Regions from separate parts of the Homo sapiens genome. Here region 1 is linked to region 2. A link is an interaction called in ENCODE POLR2A ChIA-PET data of the cell type or tissue named here. Cell type or tissue: GM12878. All regions are shown on one strand. Each heading gives the region's core, and the rest is flanking DNA. Links, peaks and the distances in the headings are about the cores only.

Evidence for each region. ChIA-PET counts read pairs that join two places held together with the same protein. Peaks named below come from ENCODE experiments on the same cell type or tissue, not always from the same donor. Only the 100,000 strongest peaks of a DNase experiment are listed, where the experiment ranks them.
Region 1: POLR2A ChIA-PET joins it to region 2 with 5 read pairs; 7 of 35 experiments call an interaction of 5 or more read pairs at or near these places.

The regions. Positions count from the first base shown.
Region 1 is chr14:100,355,259-100,358,062 of GRCh38, forward strand. The region is part of intron 4 of WARS1 (tryptophanyl-tRNA synthetase 1); the gene reads right to left. Among named protein-coding and RNA genes, the nearest start is that of WARS1, 19 kb to the right of the region's middle. In GM12878, for the core only: no CTCF peak of the experiment used is centred there; no DNase peak of the experiment used is centred there.
Region 2 is chr14:100,295,735-100,298,538 of GRCh38, forward strand. All of the region lies in intron 2 of SLC25A29 (solute carrier family 25 member 29), which reads right to left. Among named protein-coding and RNA genes, the nearest start is that of SLC25A29, 9.3 kb to the right of the region's middle. In GM12878, for the core only: no CTCF peak of the experiment used is centred there; a DNase peak (open chromatin) is centred at 1,707.

The sequences.
Region 1 (2,804 bases), core at 209-2,708, 60 kb after region 2:
CACCCAGGCTGGAGTGCAGTGGTGTGATCTCTGCTCACTGCAACCTCTGCCTCCTGGGTTCAAGCGATTCTCCTGCCTCAGCCTCCCGAGTAGCTGGGCATAGTAGGCACCTGCCACTATGCCCAGCTAATTTTTTGTGTTTTTAATAGAGACGGGGTTTCACCATGTTGGCCAGGCTGGTCTCAAACTCCTGACCTCGTGATTTGCCTGCCTCGGCCTCCCAAAGTGCTGGGATTACAGGTGTGAGCCACTGCGCCTGGCCGGGAATTTGTATTTTTAAAAAGCTCCGTGAGGAGTTCCAATGTTCAGCAGGGTGGGAAACCAACGCTCGAGGATGAATGTCCTTTGTTTCTGGGTAAAGTGTCCCCAAATACAAGAGGAATAACTACCTTTTCCAGAGGTCTGGATAGGAGAATCTAGAGAACAGTATTCTGAAAGTGACTTCTCCTTATATTCCCCAAGCCAAGGGTCAACATTGCTTATCTCTGGACAGATACAATTGTGGGTGTTCTGGTTTTTGGGCTTAGTTTTCATTTTTTTTCCCCATGAAATGCTCACATACTGCTTTTGAAATAAGGAAAGAAAATAACCCATAATTTTGGAAGGAAAGAATCCTTCTTTGGTTCTCACAACTAACCATATGGGCTTACAGAAGAGAAAAAAATGTAACTGTGCCACGAGCTGCTTTTCTTGTGTTTATGTGGAGCATCTGAGAACTCACTGTGTGCTCGGTCCTGGGGTGAGGTGCTCCTGACAAGCGTGCAGAAATTTACTGGGTTCCAATTTTGAGATCATGTTTTATGAGGATGGATTCCAGCAGAGACTCATTCAGCTACTAAGGGAACCCAGTTACCTGCCCACCACTTGAAGCTTGACTGTGCATAGTAGATCTCATTTAATCCCCAATTTTACAGATGACAAAATTAGACAGAGGGGCAGTTTGAAATTTGAGAATGGGCAAATGACTCAGGTCCTATGCTTTCCTAAGCCAAGAGGCTACAGTATTACTATACTGCAGTTAATAAATAAGTCACAAAGGCAGTGAGAAGAACCATGCCATGCTAAGATAAAAAATGCTGACTACAAACCAACAAAATTAGTAAACTTTGAACCAAAGTGACTGGGTGTGTGTGTGTGTGTGGGGGGGGGTGTGGAATAAAAGAGAAGACTCAAACGGCCAAAATCAGGAATATAAGAAGGGGTATTACTACTGACCTTATAGGAATAAAAAGGATTACTACATAAGGGAATACTATGAATAACTGTATACCAATACATTAGATAACCTTGATGAAATAGACAAATTCCTAGAAACAAACTACTGAAACGAACCCAAGAAGAAATAGAAAATATACACAGATCTGGAACAAACAAAAAGACTGAATTAGTAATCAAAAAACTTCCTACAAAGAAAAGCCCAAAACCCCATTTTCACTGGTAAAGTCTATCAAATGTTCAAAAAAGAATTAATACCAATCCTTCCCAAGCTTTTCCAAAAAAAATTGAATAAGAAATACTTCCCAACTCATTCTATGAGGCCAGTATTACCCTGATACCAAACCAAAGACATTAAAAGAAAACTACAGACCAATATCCCTTATGAACACAGATGTAAAAATCCTCAGCAACTCACAAACCAAATCCAGCAACATATAAAAAAGATTATACACTATGATTGAAAATAAATTGATTTTCAACACCATGATTAAGTGGAATTTGTTCCAGGAACGCAAGGTTGATTAAACACGCAAAAACCTATCAGTGTGATACACCATACTAATAAAATAGAGGCCAAAACCCACATGATCATCTCAATAAACACAGAAAATGCATTTGATAAAATCTAACATCTTTTCATAATAAAAACACATGTTGAAGGGTATATAGAAAGCCCACAGCTAACATTATACTAAATGGTGTATATTCAGTCTTTACTGAAAGTTTTTCCCCTAAGATCAGGAATAAGACAAGGATGCTCACTTTCACCACTACTATTCAACATCCTATTGAAAGTTGAAGTCAGAGAAATTAGGAACGAAAAAAAAATCCAAATTGGAAAGGAGGAAGTAAAACTGTCTCTAATCATAGGAGATACAATCCTATATGTAGGAAATCCTATCGAATCTGCAAAAAGAAAAAAAGCATTAGCGCTAATAAACTCAGCAAAATTTCAGGATATAAGATTAATACACAAACATCAATTGTATTTTTTTTTTTTTTGAGAGGGAGTTTTGCTCTTTTTGCCCGGGCTGGAGTGCAATGGCACGATCTCGGGTCACTGCCACCTCTGCCTCCTGGGTTCAAGTGATTCTCCTGCCTTAGCCTCTTGGGTAGCTGGGATTACAGGCGCCCACCACCATGCCTGCCCAATTTTGTATTTTTAGTAGAGATGTGGTTTCACCATGTTGGTCAGGCTGGTCTCGAACTCCTGACCTCAAGTGATCCACCCGCCTCGGCCTCCCAAAGTGTTGGGATTACAGGTGTAAGCCACCGTGCCCGGCCATCAGTTGTATTTCTATATAGTAGCAATGAACAATCAAAATGAGATTAAGAAAATGCCATTTAGAATAGCATTAAAAAGATAAAATTCTAATGAATAAATCTAAGCAAAGAAGTGCAAAACCTATACACTGAAAATTACAAAACATCAATGAAAGAAATCAAAGAAGTGAAAAGACATCCCATGTTCATGGATTAGATGAATTAATATTTTAAGATGGCAATACTCCACAAATGAATCTACAGATTCAGTGCAATCCCTATCAAAATCCTAGCTGCTGCTTTTGCAGAAATGGAAAAGCTGA
Region 2 (2,804 bases), core at 192-2,691:
ATTTCAACATCACATCCAGGCGCGGAGCCCCCACAGCCAGCCCCCACCCACACTCCCCATCCCATGCCCAGGGATGGCCGGTCACCCCCTCATCATAGGTCAAGACAACTGCTCCCTGATTATTGCTGTGTCCAAGGAAGCAGGACAGAAAACTCCCTTCGTGTAGAAACGTGTGAAGGCCGTGTGCTTCAGGACGGTGGCTGTGGTTCTGGGCGCTATAGAGGAGATCCAGATCTTGGATTCTTTCAGTCCCAAGGGCCTGGGGGAATAAACTGTGACTGTCCCAGCCATGAGATAGTCTGTGGCCATGTGACAGTACGGACTGACACAGACTCGGGTGGCCCCTGATGATCCTAGGGTACAGCTGCAATTATATTCAACCAGGCAAAAGGGACCCGTGGTGTTGGAAGTGAGGACAGTGGGCCAGGCCTGTCATCCCAGCACTTTGGGAGGCCAAGGCAGGAGGATCACTTGAGCCCAGTAGTTTGAGACCAGCTGGGCAACATATCAAGACCCCATCTCTACTAATAACTTCAAAAAAAACATGAGCTAGGCATGGTGGTGTGTGCCTGTAGTTTCAGCTACTTGAGAGGCTGCGGTGGGAGGATTGCTTGAGCCTGGGAAATCAAGGCTGCAGTGGGCTATGATTGCACCACTGCACTCCACCTAGGGTGACAGAGCAAGACCGTGTCTCAAAAAAAAAGGAGGAAGTTAGGCCAGTGGAAGCCTCAGAAGGGGAGGGAGGAGTTGATAGGAGCAGGAGGGAAGACTTCCAGAGGGCTGGCCATGTTCTGTTTCTCCTGGGTGGCAGCTCGCCACGCATGTGTTTTGCGACGACTTGTACACCTAGGATGTGTGCACTTTCCTTCTTTTTTCTTTTTTGAGACGGAGTCTCATTCCGTTGCCCAGGCTGGAGTGCAGTGACGCGATCTTGGCTCACTGCAAGCTCCGCCTCCCGGATTCACGCCATTCTCCTGCCTCAGCCTCCCGAGTAGCTGGGACTACAGGCACCCGCCACCACGCCCGGCTAATTTTTTGTATGTTTAGTAGAGACAGAGTTTCACCGTGTTAGCCAGGATGGTCTTGATCTCCTGACCTTGTGATCCGCCCGCCTCAGCCTCCAGAAGTGCTGGGATTACAGGCATGAGCCACTAGCCTGGCCAGGATGTGTGCACTTTCTATATGTGCTGGACCTCAACTAAAAACAAACAGTAGCCAGGCGTGCTGGCACGTGCCTGTAATCCCAGCTACCCAGGGGGTTGGGGGGGGAACCGAGGCAGGAGAATCACTTGAACCCAGGAGGAAGAAGTTGCAGTAAGCCAAGGTCGCGCCACTGCACTCCAAACTGAGTGACAGACACAGACTCCATCTCAAAGAAAAGAAGTTCAGCTTTTTAAGGTAGGTATGTCCAGATGTGATGCTGCTGGAGCGACAGAGTGGCAAAAACAAAAACAAAACAAAACAAAAGGATCACATATAGATCTTCTCAAAGACCACCCTCCAGACGCCAGTGAAGTAGGGTCTGGGGAGTAAAATCTCATGGGCTGGAGAAACTCCTGTCCCTGAGTCACTTCAGGGGTGCTGCTCGCGGGCTCAGTGGCTCAGGACAGCAGAGCACCAGAACGAAAGTGCTCCCAGGCCTGCCAGGGGCTGCCTGAGGGGGCCGGGCAGAAGCCCAGCAGGTCTGGCCAATTCATAGCTCAGAGAGCCCAGGCCTCCACGGAGCTGGAAAGAGGAAGTGAATGTGAAGCACTTCTTGGCTGCGAGAGGCGTTCACAACACATGACCACGAGACATAAACACAGTGCAACGTGGACACTGCCAGGCTGTCCTGGGCTGCTCTGGCCTGGGGGAGGCTTCACGGGTGGCCTGGCTAGGCAGCGCGTGGGCATGGCTGGGGCCGGGGGCTGTGTGGGCAGGCTCTGCACGGCCTCACTCTCGGCAGGCCGGTGCAGCAAACGTGGGGCCGCTGCCTGCCAAGAAAGCCTGGCCCTTCAGCCTCCTCCCCAAATTGGCCTACAGTGGATAGAAGAGTTGTGGTTTTCAGAGCTAGCATTTAATCCAACATAAATTATGCTGTTGAGCACTGGCACGATGACAACGTTTGAGCCCAAAGATACAGGGACCTGCCCAAGGTCATGCAGAAAACCGGCTGGCAGAGGGGCCCGGACCTGCACAAGGCCCAGGGACAGAGCTTTTTAAGGTCACAGCCAATGCAAAGGCCAGACCCTCACTCTTGTGCTGGATGCAATCCACCCCTTATGGTAAGTCACTGTCTCTGCCAACACACACCTAGGCTCACCAGAAAAGGAGACTGGAAGTCTCCCGCAAACCCAGCTCAGGGTGCGCATCCTGCCTTGCCGTCAGCTGTGCCTTTGCTCAGTGGGAAGAGCGGCCACGTGTAGCGCTGCCAGCAAGCACAAGGCTGGTCTGGTGCCTGCCACTCACAGCTTGCCCTGGGGCCAAGGAAAAAGAGCAAGGAAGGGCCCCGCTGGGCTACTTTCAGAACACACAGCCCAACCACAAGCGGAGGGTGGGGGGTTTATTGGGGAATTTCCAGCTGGAGGGCATAGATTTCCTTGGTTTCCGTTCTGGGGGTCTGAGAACCTGGAACTCCGGTTCATGGAGGTGTGGGGTGTTATCAAGGAACCGGCTAACAGGGCCCTTCCTCAGGCCTCTGGCACGTGGGAAACCATCACTGGATTCTCTGTAAGGATGATCACCACTCCGTGAAGATCATGTTCATGGGAGATATGAGTTTTGGTTTTTTTTGTATTTTCTCTCTGAACTTTTCTTTCTTTCAA